Linked DNA regions of Homo sapiens: region 2 is linked to region 1. A link is an interaction called in ENCODE POLR2A ChIA-PET data of the cell type or tissue named here. Cell type or tissue: PC-9. All regions are shown on one strand. Each heading gives the region's core, and the rest is flanking DNA. Links, peaks and the distances in the headings are about the cores only.

Region 1 (12,450 bases), core at 4,662-9,661:
ATTTTAAGATAAAGAAATCATGACTAGACACTACAGAATGCCTGAACTGAACCTGTGGATGAAACAAGCAACTCTTCAATCAGTTTTGTTCTTGAATTATGCCCGTTGCTTCTCTGCAGATGAGGATCAGGTGACAGGCTGGTGAGGACATTTAGCATGCAGTAGCTTTTCTGTCTGGGCCAGTTGAGTCATTCCCTGAGGCAACCATAACCCATCTTCCCTGGGGTGTTTGTCTCCATGAGGACAAAACTTACCTGGGATGTGTATAATCAAATGTCACATTCAAAATTTGGAAGTTTAGTATGAAGCAAAGAGCTATCATGATGAACAAATATAACATTTTCTCCATTCATTTTGCTGGAAACAGGATTGTATCAATGCCAAGAAAGAATTGTACAACATTGTCTTAACTACTATTACTTAACATGGGCTGAAAGCCTATCATCTTGCATTTGCTTGGAACAGAAATGCATTTGCCACCTGGTTTTAGTCAGTAATATTCTTTCTAATTTTTCTTCACGTTAGCTTTCCCAAAGAGCTTATGAATAAACATCTCCTCTCATAAACTGGGAGAATGCAAACTGATAACAGAAATAATTTAATTTTGAGGAGTTATTTATTAGAGAGTTCTTTGGAAAAAGTGGTCTCTGAAAAATAACCTGTATTTGAATACGGCTTTTAGCTAAACCACCTCCTATTACCTATCACGAGTTGCTTCGGTAAAGGCTTCGCTTTAAGTTTCAAACTATTTGTTTATTTTTATTTTTTAATTTTCTAAGACAGGATCTTAATCCGTTGCCCAGGCTGGAGTGAAGTAGTACGATCTTGGCTGATCCTCCCACCTCATCCTCCCAAGTAGCTGAAACCACAGGTGTCTGCCACCACACCTGGCTAATTATTTTGTAGAGATGGGGTCTCCCTATGTTGCCCAGGCTGGTCTCAAACCCGTGGGGCTCAATCAGTTCTCTCACCTTGGCCTCCAAAGTGGTGAGATTACAGGTGTGAGCCACCATACCTGGCCCATTTATTTATTTTTATCAGTAAACATTTTGTAAGTCCCTACTATGTACCAAGCATTGTGCTAGAAATGTAAAGAAAACATTAAAACTAACAACTAACAGAGATTGGGCCTACAGAATCTATGATGTTATACACAGAGAAATGTGCTGAGAGGGCATTTTTTACTTATTTCCTTTCTTGACCAGCTTACCCAACTGATGTCTGCTCATGGATACAATCTGAGGGGGGAAACGTCAGAGAGCAAACTAGAAGGACTTGAGTCCACTGTACTTTTCTTTTGAGTCCTGTCATGAGCTTTTTGTGTCAGCAGTAACAAACTTTAGTGAAGAATGACTTTTAGATTAGAAAGTGATGACTGCTATTGGGACCCGCTTTGAATCAACTGATCAGTTACTGTTCCTGTAGATGTTTCTATTCCAGCTAGACATCCAGAAGCCCCAAACACACCCTAGACTTTTCCCTCTCAACTCTGCCACATCTTGTGGCTTGAAACCTATAACTGGTTTGTATCCTTCATCTCAGTCCAACCACATGGAGTATTAAAACCACCTCTAGGCCAGGCGTGGTGGCTCACACCTGTAATCCCAGCACTTTGAGAGGCCAAGGCAGGTGGATCACCTGAGGTCAGGAGTTCGAGACCAGCCTGGCTAACATGGAGAAACCCCGTCTCTACTAAAAATACAAAAAAATTAGCCAGGTGTGGTGGCAGGCACCTGTAATCCCAGCTACTCAGGAGGCTGAGGCAGGAGAATCACTTGAACCCAGGAGGCGGAGGTTGTGGTGAGCTGAGATCATGCCATTGCACTCCCGCCTGGGCACCAAGAGTGAAACTCCGTTTCAAAAAAAAAAAACCACCTCTAAAAATAAATCACAGCATGCCAGGAATAAAAGCAAAAAAAAAAAAAAATTAAATAAGTAAAATAAAAATAAAACTTCTGAAAACAGGGTTTCTAGCACTGTTCTTGGTCCAGTCCACTTTCCATGCTGCTACCAGAAAGGCAAATCGACTTAAGTTATTCACCGCATCCCCGTCGCCTTAAGAACACTGCTATACTTCCTAATTGTCTAGAGAATGAAAGCCATGGCACTTACTTCTTCTTGCCACTATAGCCCCAGTGCCTTCTTCAGTGCTGGACACATAGTAAGCACTCAATGAGTATGTGTTGAATGCATCTGTGGCTTTCATGTCCATGTCCAGGCTCCTGTCTATGTCTCCAGCCACATCTGCTGCTTCCCTCAAGCCGTATCCATCAACTAACAGTTCCCCAAACTCATTTTGCTCTCTCTTGCCTTTAAGCTTTCACACTGGTAGTGCTTCTAGCTTGGAACGCTGCACCCGCTTGGGACCACATCCCACCTTCTCTCACCAAATCTATCTGGAAAACACTGTTTCATCTCTCACAGGAGAATACTGCTGCAGTCATCTCTCAGAATAGACCCTGGCCTCTGACTAGTCCACAGAATCTTCATTTTTCTCCAGGACCAAAGAGTCTCAAGGCTGGGCTGAGACAAAAATATAGCAGGCTTCAGACTCAGGGGACTCGAGGCTCAGGAGGAGCATCTGGGACAGCAGGTACCAGCTTAGGACTTGGCCTTAACTTTCAAGAGTGACTCTGGTATGATTTCACCCTTAATCACAGGTAAAACCAGCATTTGGGGCTAGCTGAGGCACCTAAAGTTAATTATCTATATACCTCAATAAAGGTGAAATTCAAAAAATTGATTAGCCACTGTTTCTACAGAGTAAAAAGTTTTTCCACTCACAAATTAGAAACTACTTGAATTTTACTACTGGTTACTTTTCTCCTGCTTCTCTAAAAAAATAGACTCTCGGCCAGAATTCTATTTGCCTCTGATCTGAAAGCCATGCTTTCCTTTCTTCCTTAAGCAACAAATAGACATGGATTTAATGGACATTTAGGCCAGCTATTCACTGGTGTACTGGGCTCCTGAAACAATCGAAGTGCTCATTAAACATCAGAGTGTATGACTAAAGTTCTGGTAAATACATGGCCCAGTTGTTCAGGAAGATAATTTTTGAGGTTCAAAAGTTGAAAGCATCTCAGATCTAGCCCAACCCCCTCCTTATAGTATTAGCAGAGAATATAATAATTTTGGAAGATGATGAAGGAAAGTTAAAAGTGCTGAAAACTAAAGATGGCTCATGGTTAATATGTACATCTTCAAATGTAATACATTTCTTCAACTAATTTAAAATACCATTGAAATGAGATGACCCTGTAAATATTTTATCACTAAGATGCTATACAGTTTCTTATACATATATTACCACATTTTCCATTTAATTAGTGATCAAATGCACTAGTTTAAAAGACTAAGATCTTAACATAAACCAGAATAATTTGTGCGATTACAGCAAGCAGGCGTATGCTTGCTATCTTCCTTTTTAACATTCTAAACACTGTTCTCGGGTAAAAGATGCAGACTTACTTGAACAGAACTTTCCTTTTTATTGTGGTTAATACAGAAACCACACAGGATCCAGTCTTGGCATTGTAAACCTTTGAACGTTACATCCATGAAATTCTGTTGTCCATTTAAATTTTCAGTAACATTTCTTTTTGCTGTATTTATCACATTTTCCAAAATATGAAAATGCTCTTTTTATTTTAAATGTTGACTATACATGAAAAATTAACTCTGGTTCTATTACTTCAAACTACCCCTTTATTAGCAACAGTTGTGCAGTCCTGTCAAGAAGAATTTTAAAAATAAAGTACCAAATTTGGAGAGTAGACACATCTGTTTTACTTTGCAGTTTGTTTTATTGTTTTATTCCCTAGAATATGAATTCACAACTATCTTATAACTGAAGACTAAAGAAAAAACATATGTTGGTGAATCTGATTTCTGCATTTTTTTCATTCAAGGGAAGTTGCCTCCCTCAGCTGTCTGCCAATAAGTAATAAATGGACTTGGCAAAAAGTTTATTTAAGTTGGCTTTATTAAGCCAACAAAATACAGAAATCAAGTAAGGGACAGACAGGAAAATCTGTTCCTTTGAAGTCAATAAAAATCCATCTCCTTAATCCTTTTTTTATTCCAAGCTGTGGTGATTTTTCTCAACTGACTCACTGAGAACCTTGATTTAGCTAATCTGTCTTGCTTAGTTATCTTTCTTTTCCAAAGCTTTCCTAAAGAATCATCCTTTCCCCTTGACAACTGTCATCTTTTGTACTTGCATAGTGGTGCATCTGGTTATAAACATTCTCTAGTTAATCCCGATAGAGATTTAAATACAGGTTTTTAATTACGATTCATATTTTAGAAGAATAAAAACAGAAGTAAATAGCAAGTTGAAACGAAAGGCACATAGAAATTACCAATGGGAGAAAGATGGCTAAAATTTGATACCATACATCTTTCCTAAGCTGTCTGTTTTAAACCTTTGTCATAGCTTTATTTGGTTATTGCTTATCTGTATATTATGGAAGAAAAACCAGGACTCATTTGAATGAGTCAATTGAATAACTCATTTTCCATTCCCCAACGTATCCACTGAAGGGCTATGCATCATGCAGAAATATATATGAAAATATATTCACGTTTGAAGATTTCATAATTTGACAGGAAGGGCATTATATTGATAGAACAAAAACATACATGGACCACAAGATATTTGAACTTCAACATCATTTAGCAATCGTTGGTTGAGCACAGCATGAGAAAAGGATTTCTTACCTAAACTAAAGAGCACCAAGAATTTCAGACATACGAACTCTCGTTGATCAAACTGGAGAGAACGAAGTTTTGCCACTAACTCCTGTGCATGACTCATGAGGTTGTTGAGGGTGGCTCCGGCTTGTGATGCTATTATGGAATAGTCCACCTGCAATACAGAATCACAGTTTTAAGGACTATCAGAATCAGCAATATGTATTTCACCTGAGTCGTAAGAACTATGGGTAAAATCAGATTGCAATACAGGTTTTTAAAATAGAATAGAGATGTGGGGTCTCACTATTTGACCAGACTGGTCTTGAACTCCTGAGCTGAAGTGATCCTCTGGCCTTGGCCTCCCAAAGTGCTGGGATTGCAGGCCCAAGCCACCATGCCTGGCCACAATACAGATTGATAACAGAAGGGATTTTCCCCATGCAAGTAGTTTGAGGCACATTCCATGATTCTAAAATGCATCAGAATTACTATGTCTGATAAATATAATCACTTTTGATAAGCTTTGTAGGAAAGAGGTTTTGGCTACCTAAATTTTTCAAGTATATATGCCTTTTTTATATTATGAAATTACATCATCACATAAGATAAAAAATTTTAACTCTCATGAATAAGGTGAAAGAAAAACATACTGTCCATGAAAAGTGAATCCAGGAGAGTGTTCTATGTATATACAATATTAACTAGTGCATGAGGAAAATAAAGGCAGATATATTTCTACTTGTATTATGAGACTACATTTTAAAGTAATCATAGTTCAAGATTGGATGTTTGTGGATGATGAAAGAATCACATTTAAATTATTCTTTATAGAACAGCAGAAGTGTTAATTTAAAAATTTAAAATAAATACAAATAAATTATTCTTTAGTTTTCTGTTTCCTAAAAAGCATGACATAAAACTGCTATTCTCAGATGATTACATTAGATTACATCAGATTAATGTGTTTCTCTCTAAAGACAGCAATAACTTTATTTAGGAGAATAATTCCGTTGTCTGGAAGCAAAAAAAGAAAAGGCTTATTTCCCTTTTCATTAAAAAAAAAAAAGTGCTGGCCGGGCACGGTGGCTCATGCCTGTAATCCCAGCACTTTGGGAGGCCGAGGTGGGCGGATCGCTTGAGGCCAGGAGTTCAAGGCCAAACCCCATCTCTACTAAAAATACAAAAATTGGCTGGGCGTGGTGGCATGTGCCTGTAATCCCAGCTACTGGGGAGGCTGAGGCAGGAGAATTGCTTGAACCTGGGAGGCGGAGGTTGCAGTGAGCCAAGATCGTGCCATTGCACTCCAGCCTGGGGGAAGAAGCCAGACTCCGTCTCAAAAAAAAAAGTGTTGCTAGGCACCAATCTTAGATTATTCATGGGGACATAAGAAGTTCAATTTATAACAAGTTAAGATGTTGGGATGGCTGTCAGTGATAGCACTGGCTTTGCTGCTGCGATTACAGCATAATGGGAAAGCCCAGTTGGTACCTGACGCTCCCATCCTTTTTTTACTGGAGAGCTCTCAGGCAACCAGATACTCTTTTAGGTGCATTTAATATTTGCAGCAGCAGCAAATTTGTCTGGGAGGCAAGTCCTCATCTGCCACTCACCCAGAGCAGACTGTATTAAATTTTTATATTTATTGACATTTCATTACCATAATTGACTGCACTTGCTTCTCTAGGAGAAGGCACAGGGCTGCCTCCTAAGCAGGAGAACTAGTCCCTTGAGTAGAATTTGCAATTAAAAACAAGGCAGAATGGATTTTTTTTATTGTGTAAATATGATGAGTTGAATTTTCAGCTTTAACTAGAGAATACTGGGTGTACAGAAACCTTTTTCAAGAGTGAGAAAAATTATGAGTCAGAGGAAAGATGACCCCCAAAGGTGTCAATCAGTTTATATAGAGTCAACTATGCATGAAAAAGCCACAGTTAATGTGTGTTAGAGGAAAGCTCTTGCATCATGTACAGCACTGTCTACCTGCTTTAGCCAGGTGCTGGCATCTACGCACTAAATTTAAACATCAAGTGTTGTAAGAACTCCTGTGGTTTCTGTTTCAGAATGTGTGAAAGAAGGGTCAGTACCTGGGCAACCTGAACCCTGAGCTGGAAGGAGGCAGGACACACTGTTGAACTCTGTGGGGCACATTGGGATTATTTGCAGAGCACACAAAGTGACGTCTCAACTATCATTTTGCCAGTTCTCTTACAGGGGAACTTTCTACTTCAAGGAAAGTCCTTACTTTAAAAAGGTGCCTATGCTATAAATTCTTTAAAAACTGCACATAGTCAACTACTTCAGATAATAATAATACAAATTTTACTGAGACTAATGGGATAGATGAGTGAATGAGAGCAGGAAGGCCTGATGGTACAACAGTGGTGGCAAAAGCCAGAGACTAGGTAAGAGACCCGAGCCAATGCTGCCTCTTACAAACGAAGAGCCTTGGACAAGTACGTATAAATCTCCATCCCTTGGTGTCCTTATCTTTAAGTAAGGCAGTTAAGTTAGGTGATGATAATAAGGTACCTCTCACTTCTATGATTATCAAGAATCATAGATGGGACAAGATTAACAATTTAAGCTTGGAATCAACGGAATGCGCTGTAGCTGTAGCTTAATATATACAAAGTATATTGTAGTAAATACCACTAGTTAAGATCCAGGTGCGGTGGCTCACTCCTGTAATCCCAGTGCTTTGGGAGGCCGAGGTGGGTGGATCACCTGAGGTCGGGACTTCAAGACCAGCCTGGCCAACATGGTGAAACCCCATCTGTGCTAAAAATACAGAAATTAGCTGGGCGTGGTGGTACATGCCTGTAATCCCAGCTACTCAGGAGGCTGAGGCAGGAGAATCGCTTGAACCCAGGAGGCAGATGTTGCGGTGAACTGAGATTGCACCACTGCACTCCAACCTGGGCAACAGAGTGAGACTGTCTCAAAAAAAAAAAAAAAAAGAAAAAGGCGAGGTGCGGCGGCTCATGCCTCTAATCCCAGCACTTTGGGAGGCCGAGACGGGTGGATCACCTGAGGTCGGGAGTTCGAGACCAGCCTGGCCAACATGGTGAAACCCCATCTCTACTAAAAGTACAAAAATTAGCCAGGCGTGGTGGCAAGTGCCTGTAATCCCAGCTACTTGGGAGGCTGAGGCTGGAGAATCGTTTGAACCCAGGAGGCGGAGGTTGCAGTGAGCCGAGATTGCGCCATTGCACTCCAGCCTGGGGGACAAGAGCAAGACTTCTCTCAAAAAAAAAAGAAAAGAAAAAAAAATCACTAGTTAAGGCCTGAATCAGGAAGACCATACTAAAATGAAACACAAATATGTTGGTATTAATTTTCCATTATTAAGATGGAGTTAATTAAATATTGTTGTGTATAGTTCTAACAGGTGTATAATAATAAGTTCAAATACAAGAATTTCATATGTGAAAATGTAGTACACTATAACGGAAAGGAATCTGTTTCATAGGATTATATATTTAGTGAGAGACCTTTAGTGAGATGGACCTCAAAAAATCAATTGGTTTACCAACAAATTTATAACTATACATTTATTTACATGCTAATTTGAAAGCTCAAACATGCTTATTAAATGGGGGCTTAGAAAACATTTCTTTCAAGGATATTTATCAAATTGCACAGCTCTAAAGAAGGATAGGTGATTTATTCTTGAAACAACATTCAGATCTCCAACTTCCTTACATTTTATTACAAACATAATTATATTTTCATTGTTGAATGCAGAGTTTGTGCTCATTTCAGGAGCAGTTGGCCTTGTCTTTTATGTACTTAGTAAAATTAATTTTTTGCTCTCTTACATGTAATCTTTGTGTCATTAAATTCAAGGGAGATATTGAAGCAATACTCTAAACTGATGTCCCCTTTAGATAAATTTCACTCATCATGAAAAAGTAGAAAACAGTTTTACCTAAATTGCTTTTAATTCTAATCACTGAAATTTTGATGACTTGTATATTATAAGATGCCTGTCATTTTAATATGATACACAATAATAGAAGATAATAAGTTGCCAGTAGACCTTTCCCTTAGGATGATGTTACAGTGGCTGTTAATTAGCAACAATATGCAAATACTAAAACCTGACCCCACTTCAAAGTACATTATTATTTTATACATACATAGATATATGTGTGCATATGTGCGTGTGTAGTTTTTAAAATATTGGATAGGAAATAATTCTTTTCATAACTAAGTTGCGACTATATAGAACATTTGAAGTGCTTAATATTACTGATAATCATAATTTCCTTTTTGCTTAACAAGGCTATTTAATATACATTTATGTAGATGCCTGATTCAAAGACGCAATTAAAACATAATAGCTAACTTACAGGGTTAAGTGAAACACTGAATCCTCATTTCAATATACAATGTACTGGTGTCCTGGGCTGCTCTTTGCAGTGGGGCTATTTTGGTTTCTCTAGTTCTGAATGAACTATGAACAGACATAGTTCAATTCTGCAAACATTTATTAAGCAAACTTGTGAGCCACTGGGCTTAAGAGAAAGGCTGTGCTATTTTATATTTCTTCTCTTTTCAAGCTCCAAGGAGCAATTTCCTGGATAGTCACTCATTTTTTAAAATCCAGGCTAGTCTTTTTCTTTTTTCTCTGCTATGACAAATTCACCACATTATTTACAGTGAGCTGTGTTTAGTAAGAAAAAGCCAGAAGATTGGGCTACGGAACACCTGGGGTCTTGCATTCCTCTGTCTGTCCAAAGGGTCACTATAAAGCAATGTGTAGACATGACATACATGCTTTCAAGGTGAAACAAAATCACTGTCTGGTGTTCCCTTTGTGTTGGGACTTCATTCCTGATATTGTGGACTGAGGCATATTTAATATTCCTATTTGCCAATCTCAAAATACTCAGTATAAACATTTTCATTTGTTTCAGAAGTAATCATTTTCTCAACAGGGCAGTTGAGAAAATACTGTAAGTAAACCTGGAAATCTATAATGAGTGAATTGTATTTCTTCTGGCTGAGGCTGAAAAAGGTGGCGAGTTTAGTTAAAGTTTCATCTAGTAATTGCCTGTCACTGTTCCTCTGACCTAGAAGGATTTTAAGCAATGGTGTTTTCCTCAACTTACAAAGGAGAGTACAATCAAATATCCTCACTTTAGGGGTAAGGCACTTCCTTATAGAAGCTGAATCATCTGGACAGCTTAGAACACCCATCTTATTCTCCTTGCACTTCCTCCTCTGAAATTTCCCCGCACTTTCTCTGACCCTGTGTAATGGGGCTTACCTGTGAAAGTACACAGTGAAAAGCACTATGCAAAGGGCAGTCATTAATTAGGTGGATGAATTATGCCTCTTATCACTATTGGCTGCAGAGCTGTGTCTAATGTTTTTCCCCTTACATCTTTGATTTCCCTTCATTTATCAGGCCATCAGAAGCATTTGTTTTAACTAAATTAAAAAATGTATTTATCTCCTACAAGTGAGTACCAAGCTGCCTTTAGGGGAATTTTGCATGCTGTATTGGGGTAATACCATTTACTTTTTCCCATGATATCAACAACATGGCCTCAATACAGTGCTTCATGGAAACACACTTCTAGCAGTGTTTGAAAGTTCACATTCCACACAAATCCATGATAGCAGGTCAATATGTCTCTGGGGCAGGCGAGTTATTTTATTTAGAAAAATGAGAAAAATCCTCTTTTAAGATACATGTTTTCCCCCAAAGATTGGAAGAGAATTCAACAAAAAGTTGATTCAAGTGGTGGCATTATGAGTGATTTTTTCATAGTTTTAGTTTTTTCTTAATATTAAAATAATTTCATAACACTAAGCAACAATCACATTAAAATTGCTTGTGAATAACTTAAATCTACTGTAACAATGTGCTTACAATGCCATATAGAAAATTCCCCCAAAAACAAACTACTAACTAACTAAACCACAAAAAAAGCATATCCATTTAGTCTCAATAAAAAAGGAAATGAATTTGTTTTGCTTGGAATTTCCATAGAGTCTGTCATGCACTGGAATTACACATGAAGACCATATTAAATGCCGGCGTGAAGGCAAGCTCTGCAGCATCTGTGAGTTAATCAGATAAACGGTATGGCATGTTGGTAAAGAACACAAACTCTAGCACTAGTTGGCCTCGATCTGACCATCTGTTCTGCCACTTACTAGATGGGTCTTGACCTTGAATCAACCACTTCATCTTTCTTTGCCTTGGTTCCTCATCTGCCAAAGAGGGATAATAGTCCTTTCTTCGTGGGGTTGTTGACTCCATAAATGTCACCCTTGCGCTGGCCTAGTTTTGATGACTTCTAATTTTTGTGTCAGCATTTCACAGAATACTTCCTGTAATTCCTACTGCAATTCTCTCTGGTAGATAACATCATAGTTGCCACTGGACAGGTGAGGACACTGAACCTCAAAAGGTAAAGCGACTTGCTAAATATGACACAGCCAGGAAGTTTTGGAATGGAGACACGAAAACAGGTTGTTCCAATTCTAAATTACACCTGTATGTGTGAATTTTACACACACACACCAGAGAGCACATGGTCTGCACTAGTGAAGAAAATATACTCTAACCACAGCTCAATTGTTATTGGATTATAAACATAACAGGAAGCAGTTCTTTTTTTCTTTTTTTTCTGCCTCCTTCAACTTTCATATCATATATATGTGTGTGTATATATATGTGTATATATATGTATATATGTAGATATATTTGTGTGTATGTGTGTGTGTGTATATATATATATATATCTTCTAGCTTCCACCTCTTTTCTATTATTTTTTTTGAGATGGCGTCTTGCTCTGTTGCCAAGGCTGGAGTGCAGTGGCACGATCTTGGCTCACTGTAGCCTCTGCCTCCCGGGTTCAAGCGATTCTCCTGCCTCAGCCTCTCAAGTAGCTGGGACCACAGACGCATGCCACCATGCCAGGCTAATTTTTTTGTATTTTTAGTGGAGATGGGGCTTCACCATGTTCGCCAGGCTGGTCTCGAACCCCTGACCTCAAGTGACCCACCCGCCTCAGCCTCCCAAAGCGCTGGGATTACAGGCGTGAGCCACTGTGCCCGGCCTCTTTTCTTTTTTATAAATCCTCTTTTCCTCTAGCATATTGCTTTACTCTTATACTTAATATATTCCTTTCCTTCCACTCATCATTGTTTTAACTACCTTCTTAAAATTTGTGTACACAAAGTAATGTTGTTGTAGCAAAAATCTAATTTTCCCATTTTTACACTCAGGGAAGTATTTATAATTCTCAAAAAAATTATACTTAATTTGTTTTAATCAAGCAACCAGGAGAGATACAATAGTTCTCATTTAGTTCAATCAGGTAATATGTATCATGTGCCCAACATATTCAGCTTTGTGCTAGGTACTGTGAGGATATAAAAGAAGTACATGTATATGACCCTGCTTTAAGATATCTGTCTCATTCTGATAGAGAGGTTACAGGCTTTTGAAGTCTTCCTTTGCAGCACTTTTGCTTCCATCCTATGAAACGCAAGAAGCACAGAGATAAATTCAAAACGTTTTGTCTAGATATTCCGCAAAAGAAAATAAACATGTCTACCATAATTGCCATAAATGAGAATGTCTGATTACAATTAATCATTACTAGGGTAGCCACTGGACTGGATGAAAAAAGTGAAGGGAGGGGTTCTGACAGACCTGTGGCACACTTTAAAGGGTGGGGAGGGGAGCTGGAAGAATCCAGGCTGCAGGAAACATATTTAAAGAGTGG
Region 2 (12,450 bases), core at 5,067-10,066, 98 kb before region 1:
CTTGCTCAAGAATGGTGGGGTTGAATCACAGTGAAGGGCAACAAAGACGTCTGCTGTGACTGCATTAGCAACCTGTGCCTGGGGCCAAGTTTTCACGCGGGGGAAGAAGAACATGCCTATGTTTTACCTAGCAACAAACAATGTGGTTTACTTGCATGATTTCATTAAATCCCCACTGAAATACTATAAACAAACTCAATTTTAGAGATCAGGAAGCTGAGGTGCAGAGAAGTAAAGTGAGGTCTCATAGCTGATAACTAGTGGAGCCAGGACTTGAGTCTATGTCTGCCTAACTCTAGAGCTGGGTTGGGTGGGGTCATTCTAATTTTGTGCCCCCAATTTAGGAATTATTTTTTCTATCTTTAAAGAAAAACTTGGGAGTGAGCTGGCTTCCTGTCTTCTCCCATACCCTCCCTCATCCTCCATCCTTTTAGGTATACAATATGCAGAGAAGATACTTGGAAAAATAGATCTGGAAAAACATAGGCAATGCTAGACAGGTATTTGGCAGTTGTTTTTTGTATTTTCTCAGGGTCCTACCAAATGCCTAAACAGTGGTTGAGGGAGGAGTGGCCCCGCGTAGGGGGGACTCTGCTGGTGACCAAAAGCATAGCTTTGCCCCAAGCTCCCCTATTGTTCAATTGAAAGGCCTCCTCCCTAGCTTCCTTGCTTCCACTCTTGCTCCCACTACAAATCCATCCTCTACACAGTAGCCAGAGTGATTACTTAAAAATGTAAAATGTCATGTCATCATTTTTCCCTAGTTCTTTTCAGAAACTTCCCACTGCACTTAGAATAAAATCCAAACTCATTACCCTGGCCTCCAAAGCCTGGACTTTCTTGTGGGGCTTCACTGGTCTTCTTTCTGCTCCTTGAACAGGCTCGTTGCTTTTGCACAAATCAACGGACTTTTGCACTAATCTATGAAATTGACCAGCTTTGTGTGGTTGTTTCTTTCTTGTCACTCAGGTGCCACTGAAATGCCACTTTTTCAGAGAGGCTGTCCCAGATCACCTGTTCACTCTTGACCACATTCCCTGCTGTTCTCGTCTTCTCACTCCCTAATATTTGATAGTTTATCTATCTGTTTATTGTCTTTCTCCTACAACTACCAGTGGAAAGTTTGGACCCTGCCCCTCATGTTCCTGGCTGTATCCCCAGGGCTTACCACAGCCTGGTACATAGGAGGGGCTCAACAAAGATGACTAAAACCAAAGACTTATTTATTTAAAAAACAAAAGACTCGTTTATTGTGTAATTGACCATAGTGAAGATTCAAACATAAGGTTTTACAGAGCTAAACAAAAATGAGATAGAAAATAATACAAAAGGAGTCTGAAAAAGACATTTGACACATGTGTATAAAATAAGAAATGGGCCCTCTCCACAGGAATTAGAAGAGACTGAGAGAGAGCTGAACTAGGATTTACTGAATGCCGAGGCAGACTTTGCAGGGCTCCTTCCATGCATGACCCATTCTGAGCCTCCGGGGGAAGGGTGTGTGTGTGTCACACGGTTGTATGTGATTACATTTATTTTCACGTGGTCATATATTTGTGTGACATTTGGTGAGAAATTTTAACCATACCACTCCACTCTCATACTTCTTCCCATGTTGGGTGATTTGGGATAGCTGTGGGTATTTTGTACCCACAACCATCATGGGTATTTTGTATTTGTACTTTTATACATTTTTCTTAAAGAAGATCCCTGAATTATACTAGTTTCAGGCCCCCCCCAATTTAGATCCATTCCTGGTTGAAAGTATGTTATGGAAAGGTTAGAATGGGAAAAAGGAATATGGTTGCTAACATCTTGATCAATCTATATGGTAGAAACTTAATTAATTTTAAGTAACCATTTCATTTTACAGTGAAAAGGAATTATAGCTTATGACTTATTATAACTATTTCTTGTCAGAGAAAAAGCTCAAAGCCTGGAAAATATTGGGAGGTTTCTAGAACTTTCTTCCCCTTTACAACTCACATGTTCTTTACCTTATTTTCTGGGGGTCTTGTAAAGCAATTGACTTTTTAATCTTGGATAAATTAACTCACATTAAGATGTTATTGATTTAGTGTTTCCCTTCCCAGAGGAATTTGTGGTTAGGGAATACTCGAGGGATGGCAATGGAGTACGAGTAATTTAGGGCAACATGGTACTTAGAGGCAAGAAAAATTTAGACAGTCCTCAAATTAAGATAAGTCCTGACTGAACTGGCCCTTAATTACTAAATGAACTAATTAAGGCAATATTTGCTGAGTGTCTTCCCTATGCTAACTGTTGGGGATTCAATGGTGACCTAAATCAGAAGCCACCCCTGTTCTCATGGAGTATCCAGTATAAACTATCATCCCCACCCCTCATCTCCCCAAGAGAAAAACCAAAAACTGTGTGACACAGACCTAGGCAGAGCTTGGCAGGCAGAGCCCAGGCAGGACTTTACTGGACAGTGACCTGGGCTGGGCACCTTTGTGCAGGGCACAAACCCAGTAGGGTTGGCTCTGCCCACAGTCAGCTGTGGGAGACACAAAAATCAAATAATTGCTCACTCAGCCAAAGCTGGGAGGGAAAGGTATAAGGTCCCTACTAGCTTATGACCGAGATCCTTGCCTGGACAAGGGCATCAGCAAAGGGTTCCCTGAGAGGCTGCCCATGGCACGGAGATTTGAGAGATAAAGATGAGAGTCTGAGGAGAGTTCAAGGGGAGGATGTGGTTTGGAGGTGAGACCTGGGGAGTGTACCAGACAGAGGGAATAGCATGTGCAAAGGCCCAGAGGTGGGAGGGAGCACGACAAACTTGGAGGACTTCCAGAAAGCCTGTAGAGCTAGAGGGCACAGAGAGATCACGGAAGCTGGGGGAGAAGGCAGGGCCACAGCATGCAGTCCTGAGACCCTACTCAAGGGCTTCATCTGAGGGGCAAGGGAATATTTTTTGAAGGAATGGTGACATTCAGCAGACATCGAAAAGATATATCTGGGCCAGGCGTGGTGGCTCATGTCTGTAATCTCAGCACTTTGGGAGGCCGAGATGGAAGGATTACCTGAGGCCAGGAGTTTGAGACCAGCCTGGCCAATGTAGCAAGAACCCATCTCTAAAAAATAAAAAAAAAATTTTAAAAAGACATTTCTGGCTTCAGTGTGGACATGTGGCAGTAGAGGTTGTGGGGAGACTAGTGGGAGGCTCTTACTGTATCATGGTTTGGGTGAGAACACTGGCTTGGACTAGGGCAGTGACACAGGCAACCCCTTCAGCTTTTTGTGGTTACCTGTCACGGTCATTATGTGTATCCTGGACTCTTTTCTCAAACCAAACAAATCAGTAAGACCTCAAATAATAAAGTCTTCAATATTATTTTCTTTTTTTGCTTGAGTTTTAAAGTATTTTCTTCATATTTCAGATATAAGTTCACTCAATCCATCTCACTACAAGAAACTTGTTTTTCCCTGATTGTCTTTTCACAAGACTCTTTTGATCTGTACTTACAGCATTCTAGTTTGTCATAGAAACTCTCTTTTTATTATTTACATTAAGTAAAAATTTCTATCTTCAGATATATTAGTCATATAGTAAAATATAGCAAATTACTCCAAAACTTAGTAGTTTAAAATAACAGTGAACATGCATAATATACAATTCTGTGGGTTAGGAACACAAATGGTTCTGGCTCCAGTTCTTTCAAAGTGATGTTGACCAGGCGTGGTGGCTCATACCTGTAATCCCAGCACTTTGGGAGGCTGAGGTGGGCAGATCACCTGAGGTCAAGAGTTTGAGACCAGCCTGGCCAACATGGCAAAACCCCGTCTCTACTAAAAATACAAAAATGAGCTGGGTGTGGTGGCAGATGCCTGTAATCCCAGCCACTTGGGAGGCTGAGGCAGGAGAATCATTTGAACCCTGGAGGCGGAGGTTATAGTGAGCTGAGATCACACCACTGCACTCCAGCCTGGGCAACAGAGTGAGACTCCATCTCAAAAAAAAAAAAAAAAGTGATGTCAAGTACAGTTGAGGCCGCTGACATCCACCGATGCGGAGGGTCTGCTTCCAAGTAGCTCGCTCACATGGTTGGCAATTCAGTGCTGGCTGTTGGCAAGAGGCCTCAACTTCCTGTCCTGTGGACCCCTCTTTGTGTGTCCTCATGACATGGCACCTAGCTCCCCATAGTGAGTGGCCCAAGAGAGAGCAAGGGAGAAGCTGCAATGTCTTTTCTTTTACGATCTGGCCTTGGAGATCACACTCCATCATTTGTACGATACGTTATTGATGATGCAGGCCAGCCCTACTCAATGTGGGAAGAGACTATGGACTACTTGGAGCATGAGTACCAGGAGGCAAGAATCCCTGGGGGCCATCTTGAAGGCCGGCCACCATAAAAGGTGAGACACAAAATAATACATCCTCATATGCACATGGACAGATATCAAAGACCAATTAGACGATGTATCTTTCCTAATCTTAGGAATTACACTTCAATTTCTAAATTGTGTATAAAGTACTCAATTTAGAAATAAATTAGTACTATAATTAGCACTATTTATAGTACTATAATTAGTATTATAAATTTAGTACTATAAAGTACTAAGTTCAGTACCAAAAGGTCATGTTTCATGTGTCATTCACAATTGCTAAAAGATGAAAAGAGAAAGCTTGACTTTCCAGTGTAAAAAAATGTGAAATTACAAAATTCTAGCATGTAAAAATAAACCTATTTGGTTTTAATTAATAATGAATATCAATTACCTATAAGTAAACAAGATACATAATTAGAATTAATTCTAATATTCTAGAATTAATAATACTAATATTCTAAATTATAGTGGATGAATATTGTTTGTACTTTTTGTGAGACCTATTTAAGACTTTAGAGATGGTGGTAGGGAAAAAAAATTATATGGTCCCTGAAGAGATTAAGCATAAACTCATAAAAAATAGAACATACCCACAAAAATTTTCCAATTTTTTTTTTAATTTAAAAGGCACAATACAATAGCAAAAGAATGATATCTCATGGTGTGTTGCTGAATGGATTGCACAGCCAATAGGTGCCCGTTCAAAAGAGGAAGGGATCCCTGCAGGCAGGTGGGCGATGAGCTCCTATGGAAGCAATGGACTCTGAGCTGTGTATCACAAGGCTGAAGAGAAGTCATCAATCAGTCAATCCAAGAATTAATCACCTATTATTCTCAAACATCAAGTTAGATGGGTATAAAATGATTCCTTCCTTCAAGGTGCTTTCAGTTCAGTACTGAGGTAAATAAAAAAGAGGAGGCTTTCTGGGCAAATGGAGTAGTATGAGCTGCAGTACAGTGGAATGGGGGTTTCATGAGTGATGAGGGAGAATCAGGTAGTGAGTTGACAAGGGACTTTGAGATTTTTTCTGCAGATGCTGAAGAATCAGTTACATAATATGATCAATATATACTGTACTGTTTTTATAATATATATATATATACACAGACTCTTTATATGCATACACACACACAGACGCACATGCACACACTCTTTTAAGTGATCTCAGCAGGTGGTGACCTGCTGATCATAATGCTAACATATTTTATGGGTTGAGGAGAGTAACATGAATAAATACAGGTCTGCCTGATTCCATGTATTCAGATGAGGGGCTATTCAGGTAGAGGTGGTGGTGTGCAGGGTGGACCTAAGTAAGGAAGAACTGACAGCACAGAGGGCAGGTGCAGCAACGCAAGTGAGGGAAAGAGGAGTGGATTCAAGAAACTATATGCAGAGCAGAACTGAGAAAAGCATACCTTTGAGCTAAATAGCATTAACAAAAAATTCTCAAATCTTGATCCTGAAAACAGGATCAAGGCTCAATTGCCAGTAGCTTTTCCTTGTAGGCCACCATGGCCAACATTTCATTATTCTTGGGTTCAGTGTTTTCTCCAGCCATCACTGGGAACACACAACTGGAATCCACTGGGCTGCCACCAAGGCCAGGCTTTGCCTTGTATAAGTATCATGGAGTGTTATGGACTGAATGTTTGTGTCCCCCTCCCATTTCTTTTTTGAAATATTACCCCCAAAGTGATAGTATTAGGATGTCGGGCCTTTGGGAGGTAGTTTAAGTCATGAGGGTGCAGCTTTCATGAATGGGATTAGTGCCCTTATAAAAGAAATCCCAGAGAGCTCTCTAGCCTCTTACTACCATATGAGGATACAATGAAAAGACGGCTTTCTGCAACCTGGAAGATGGCCCTCCCGGAACCCTACCATGAGGGCACCCTGATCTCAGATTTTCAGCCTCCAGAACTGTGAGAAATAAATTGTTGTTATTCGTAAGCCACTCAGTCTGTGGTACTTTGTTACAGCAGCCTGAATGGACCAAGGCATGGAGCCGTAGGAACAGCTGAGTGAAATGTATCAGTGGTATTTTCCTCTTGGGTTTTCCAATTCCCTTTTGTGTCTGCCTTTGATTTTATTGATACCAAAAGATCGAACACTGAAAGGCGAAGGCTACAGCCTTTTTGGTCCCCAGGACTCCTGCAAGTCATGACAGCCAGACACAGTTAGGGCTGCTGTTACATACTATATTTGCTGTGGGTCACAGCCAACCTGTCCTGCAGCAAAGGGATGAGAGGTGTGTCCAGAGCTAACAGATGCCTCTTCACTGTGCACTGCGCACACCACACCCCCTCGTAAGGTGTCTCGTTGTAACTGTCACTTTCTGTTTCAGGTCTTGTTGGATGACTCTGAGTCTGTGGTAGGTGTGGCAAGGAAGTGTGGTGTCTCCTTAGGGTGAGCCCCAGGCAGAGCCCCCAAATCTCCCAAGATTTATGGACAGTTTGAGGAGGTGGCTGGCAGTGAACTTTCACAGTGAGAGGGTGAGCGGGTGCAGGGTGCCCAGAGCCAGCGCTGACCCTGCTCTTGATGAATTAATGTGGTGAGCAGCGTCTCACTGAACTCCTGGCCACTAAGTAGGGCATGTGGTGGTGACATCTGTGAGGAGATAAATGGGAACATCTTCCACTGAGGGATGAGGGTTCCTCCTGCCAGTCACATTTCTGGGATGGTTGTGTTTGCATATGGGTTAGAAATTCACATTTGAAGCTGGGTGTTGTGGCTCACACCTGTAATTCCAGCACTCTGGGAGGCCAAGGTGGGTGGATCACTTGAGGCCAGGAGTTCATGACTAGCCTGGCCAATATGGTGAAACCCCATCTCTACTAAAAATACAAAAATTAGCCAGGTGTGGTGGTGGCTACCTGTAATCCCAGCTACTCGAGAGGGTGAGGTGGGAGGATCACTTGAACCCGGGAGAAGGAGGCTGCAGTGAGCTGAGATTGTACCACTGCACTCCAGCCTGAGTGACAGAGTGAGACTCCATCTCCAAAAAAGAAAAAAAATTCACATTTGAGTGATAAGTAGTGAATATGCTGTTTCAGATGCAATGGACTGATGTGTACCTTGTTTATTGAATTTCCCTGTGACATACAGCAGTTTCTTGGGTAGTAAGAGACTATTTAGTGAGTGTTGACCACTGAAACAGGATCAGGATTTCTACGCCTGGAACTGCAGTTGTCTTATGGCTACAAGAAGATGTTGAACAGCTATTACAACTACGAACTAGGAACTTTCAGAGAACAGGCCATTTTCAATTTTTTCCATTTCGAACATATTTTAAATTGCTAATGTTTAAGAATTTGGTAACAAACTAGAAAGAAATCAAGAACGAGAGAAATAAAAGAAAAAATAAATTGGGCTGCTCACTTAAAGGTTTTTTCTGTCCTTATAATTCTCGCCTTATTATAGTAATTTATAAATATACAGACATCAAGCATTAGAGTAGCAGGTTTGAGTAAGGCTTTGTGTGGTCTGCGGCAGAGCAGCAGAATAGATGATGCAGAGCATAGATTCCTAAGCCTCAACTCTTCTTGCAAAGCTTGGTCCTTCAAGTTTTGCAAGAAGAGTTGAGGCTTAGGAATCTATGCTCTGCATCATCTATTCCAAAGTTTTAATATCTGCAAAGACCCAAAATGTAAGAAAAAAAATAGGCACAAAAAGTATTCATGTCTTACATATATTTAAGACATATTTGTGTCTTACACAGAGGCAATGTTAGGATATTGAAAATTAGAATGATTGCCCCATGCAACAAACATTTCAAGGAGTTTCTGCTCTCTGCTCGACCCTGTACTAGGACTGGGTGGGAGCATAAGGAAACCACAAGCAAAATGATGAAAAATATTTACGGTAAGTGCTGCTGCTTGGGAGTCCACACCGTTGGGCAAAGGCTTAAAAAGGCACTATGGGCTCTGCTGGCTGTTGAAGAAATTACTAAGGTGCTTACATTTATAGAGACTCTTGGATGAAATTAATAGAATAATTCAAACCAGCTCAAGGAAAAATGAGAATTTATTAGCTCATATAAAGTTTAAGATAACAGAAAAGCAATTAAGAAGGGTTCTGCATGGCTGGATCCAGGTGCTCTGTGTCCACAGGAATCTGTCTCTCATCACATAAGCTCTGCTTTCCTCTGTTTTGCTTTATTTTCAGGAAAATATCCACCCAGTCGTGGCAACAATGGTCAAAGCAGTTCCAGACATTTGTTCTAGTACTCCCGCACTTAGAGGGAAGGGGAGAGCCTTGGTCCAGGAGCACTAGCTGAAGTACTGGAGGATGTTCTTATTGGTCATGCTTGAGCCAGTGCCCCTCCTTGAAGCCATTGTGATAGTTCTGTGGTGCCCTGGCCAGCCCAAGGTCAAGGCCCACCTTTGGAACTGGGGGTCAAAGTCCAGTTCCCAACCTGAAACATGGACTGAGAGGTGGAAGAAAAGCAGTTGCAGAAAGGAAAATGGGTCCTGTTACTAAAAGAAGGGGAAAGGAATACTGGGAAGGGAAAAAATAAAAGGTGTGCACCAGAAGGGAGGTCTTAGTGTGTTTTCTGTTGCTATAACAGAATGCCTGAGACTAGGTAATTTATAAAGGAGAGTTTACTGGGCTCATAGTTCTGGAGGCTGTAAAGTCCAAGAGCACAGCATTAGCATACCACATGGCAGAAAGGAAGAAGTCAGAGGCAGAACATAGGGACTATTTCACTTTATAACAACGTGCTCTTGAGATAACTAATCCAGTCCTGAAAGAGAGTGAGAGCTCACTTACTCTCATGAGAAATAACGCATTCCCTGGAGAGTAGCATTAATTCCTCTTAATGACCTAATCACCTCTTAAAGTCCCTACCTTTCCAACTGCCACACTGGGGACCACATTTCCAGCACATGCACTCTGAGGGACATACTCAAACCACAGTGGTGCTTGTGTTCACAGAGTCCCATCATCTCCTGTATGCCACACTGGCAGCCAGGGTCCAGACTGGCCTCAGGGCTAACATCCCCCCCGCAAGGCATCAGAGTGCATGTGGTTATTCATGTAAATGATCATGGTAAAAAAAATTCAAATAGAAAGTATAATCAAATGAGAAACAAAAGATGTGTCCCCCATCCTCTAACCACCAGTCCCAAGTCTTTAAATGACCAAAATGGTAAATAGTTCTAGAAAATTTCTCTTTGAAAACAATCATCCATCCATCCATCCATCCATCCATCCATCCATCCATCCATCCTCAGCCCCCTTAGTAGCTGGGATTACAGACATGTGCCACCATTCCCCGCTAATTTTTGTATTTTTAGTAGAGACAGGGTTTCACCATGCTGGCTAGGCTGGTCCGAACTCCTGACCTCAGGTAATCCACCCGCCTCCGGCTCCCCAAGTGCTGGGATTACAGGCATGAGCCACCGCGCCTGGCCTTTTTCTTTTTTTCTTTCTTTCTTTTTTTTTTTTTTGACTTGCATCACCTTTTTTTACACAAAATAGATTTCAGCCACATTGCACATTCATTCTCGCTATAAATCTGGCTTAAAAAAAATCCCTAGGGATTCAGTGTCATCGATAACATGATTTTCCTTTTATTGGCATCATGCCTCTATTGTAGTCAGAGTCCTCTCAAAGGACAAAAGCAGATGTGGCTCCTTTGGGTCAGCTGCACCCAGTGTGCTCCCGGCCTGCCCGCTGGAGGCACAGCTACCATCATCATCTGGACCGTGACTGCTAGGGACTGTCAAAGCGGCAGCATGTCATCGCCTTCACCAGCCCTTCTCCAGCAGCACAACCAGTCCTCCCAGCTGGTCCTCTGGGGACCAGCCATCATAGCGATGTGGTGGCAATGTCCCCAGGCAGCTGACCATCCTGGGCTTCTCTTTGGGCAGGCCTGGGCCAGGGCCTTAGGGGATCTCTGTGTCTATGGTATAAATCTGAATGAGATCAGACACAATAGTATCAATGATTGGCTTGGTAAGGTCGTCACTAAACGCCTGCCACCACAGCTTCTCAGCCTCGACCTCGGCGGGCACCTCGACTCCATAGACCTGCAGGGCCAGGTAGAGCACCACCACAGCTATGTGCTGGGCCTGGAAGCGGAGGCACAGCCCCCCGTGGTAGCTGTCCCGCAGCAGGGCCCAGGCAGTGACGGCAACGGGGGTCCGCTGCCAGCTGTGGCAGTTCAGCCAGTTCTTGAGGGAAACCAGGTAGTAGAGCAGGTACTTGTGTGGATGCTGGAAGGAGACCTGGAAGCGCAGAACTCTCAGCATGAGAAGCTCACGCTGCACAATGCTGTCCCGGAGCTCCCAGAGGCGGGAGTCCAATCCCAGGGGCTCACTGCTTGGGTTGAAGTACCTGTTGGACACACTGATGATGTCATGAGCCCACAGGGGCTGCTCTTCCACTTTGCCGGCCAAGTAAATGGAAGACATGGCAATCAGGTAAGGGTCAAAGGCGTCCAGGATGGTCTCGCAGAAGAACTTAGGGTAAATGGTGCAAGCAGTGGCAATGGGAATGGACTGCATCCCTAGCTTGACACCTGCCTCCATGATGAACCTCGCCACGCGGAAGTGCACCCTGGCTGCCGGCGCTGCGGCACCCTCTCTGGCGTCCTCTCCGGCGTCCTCTCCGGCCTCCTCTCCGGCGTCCTCCATGCCTTCCATGAGGCCACGCGGCTCCGGCGGAAGGAGGGTCGTTCCGACGGAAGGAGAGTCGGTCCGGGGCGCAGACTGGCCTTTTTCTTCCTTTCTTTCTTTTCTTTTCTTTTCTTTTTTTTTCACAAGTTGTATCATATTATGCATATTGCTCTCCCACATGAGTTTTCACTTAATAATATTCTTGGCATCGTTCCCTATCAGCACACAAAGTTAAAAAACAAAACAAAACAAAAAAACAGCTGCATAATATCCCATAAAATGGGCCAGGCACGGTGGCTCACGCCTGTAATCCCAACACTCTGGGAGGCTGATGCGGGTGGATCACTTGAGGCCAGGAATTTGAGACCACCCTGGCCAACATGGTGAAACCCTGTCTCTATTAAAAATACAAAAATTAGGCCGGGTGCAGTGGCTCACAGCTGTAATCCCAGCACTTTGGGAGGCCGAGGTGGGCAGATCACGAGGTCAGAAGATCTAGACCATCCTGGCTAACAGGGAGAAAACCCGTCTCTACTAAAAATACGAAAAATTAGCCGGGGGTGGTGGCGGGCGCCTGTAGTCCCAGCTAGTCAGGTTGCTGAGGCAGGAGAATGGCGTGAACCCGGGAGGCGGAGCTTGCAGTGAGCTGAGATCGCGCCACTGCACTCCAGCCTGGGCGACAGAGCGAGACGCCGTCAGAAAAGAAAAATTAGCCAGACATGGCGGTGCATGCCTATAATCCCAGCTACTCAGAAGGATGAGACACAAAAATCCCTTGAATTTGGGAGGCAGAGGTTGCAATGAGCTGAGATCGCGCCACTGCACTCCAGCCTGGGTGACAGAGCAAGACTCTGTCTCAAAAAAAAAAAAATTTTTCATAAAATGATATACTATAATTTATTTAACCACTTTTCTGTTAATGAGCATTTATGTTATATTCATGGTTGTTTTTCAAACAATTCTGTCCTGTCAGTTTATGGATATACTTGCAAAAGCACACTATGCTATGTGTACAGGAATATAACCACCGGTCCCAAGTCTTTAACATGACCAAAATGATATAAACTTTCTCTTTGAAAATGTACAGGAATGTACACATAGCTTAGTGTGCTTTTGCAAGTATATCCATAAGCTAAATTCCCAGAAGTGAAATTTTGTGTTCAAGGATATGTTGCCATCATGCGCTGCGTAACAATGTTTTGGTCAATGACAATCCTCATATACAAGGGTGATCCCACAAGATTGTAATGGAGCTAAAAATATTCCTATTGCTGGGTGAAGTCACAGCCTTCATAATGTAGCCCATGATAGACTCACACAAATCTAACATGAAAAAAGAAACAAACCACCATGAGCATCTTTCTGAAAAGAGTGATACCTCCTTAAGAACAGTCTCAGATCGGTCCTTCAGGAGGCATCCAGAAGAAGACATTGTTATCGTAGGAGACAACAGCTCCGTGTTGTGTTACTGCCTGCTGAAAT

What was found. ChIA-PET counts read pairs that join two places held together with the same protein. Peaks named below come from ENCODE experiments on the same cell type or tissue, not always from the same donor. Only the 100,000 strongest peaks of a DNase experiment are listed, where the experiment ranks them.
Region 2: POLR2A ChIA-PET joins it to region 1 with 5 read pairs; 2 of 35 experiments call an interaction of 5 or more read pairs at or near these places.

What each region holds. Positions count from the first base shown.
Region 1 is chr1:200,113,228-200,125,677 of GRCh38, reverse strand. It overlaps NR5A2 (nuclear receptor subfamily 5 group A member 2), which reads right to left. Exons shown (of 8, transcript NM_205860.3): 7 at 4,723-4,870. Among named protein-coding and RNA genes, the nearest start is that of NR5A2, 92 kb to the right of the region's middle. In PC-9, for the core only: no CTCF peak of the experiment used is centred there; a DNase peak (open chromatin) is centred at 6,677; H3K27ac peaks cover 2,142 bases.
Region 2 is chr1:200,212,109-200,224,558 of GRCh38, reverse strand. It overlaps the pseudogene CCNQP1. Among named protein-coding and RNA genes, the nearest start is that of LINC00862, 160 kb to the left of the region's middle. RefSeq lists an enhancer at 1-253. In PC-9, for the core only: no CTCF peak of the experiment used is centred there; no DNase peak of the experiment used is centred there.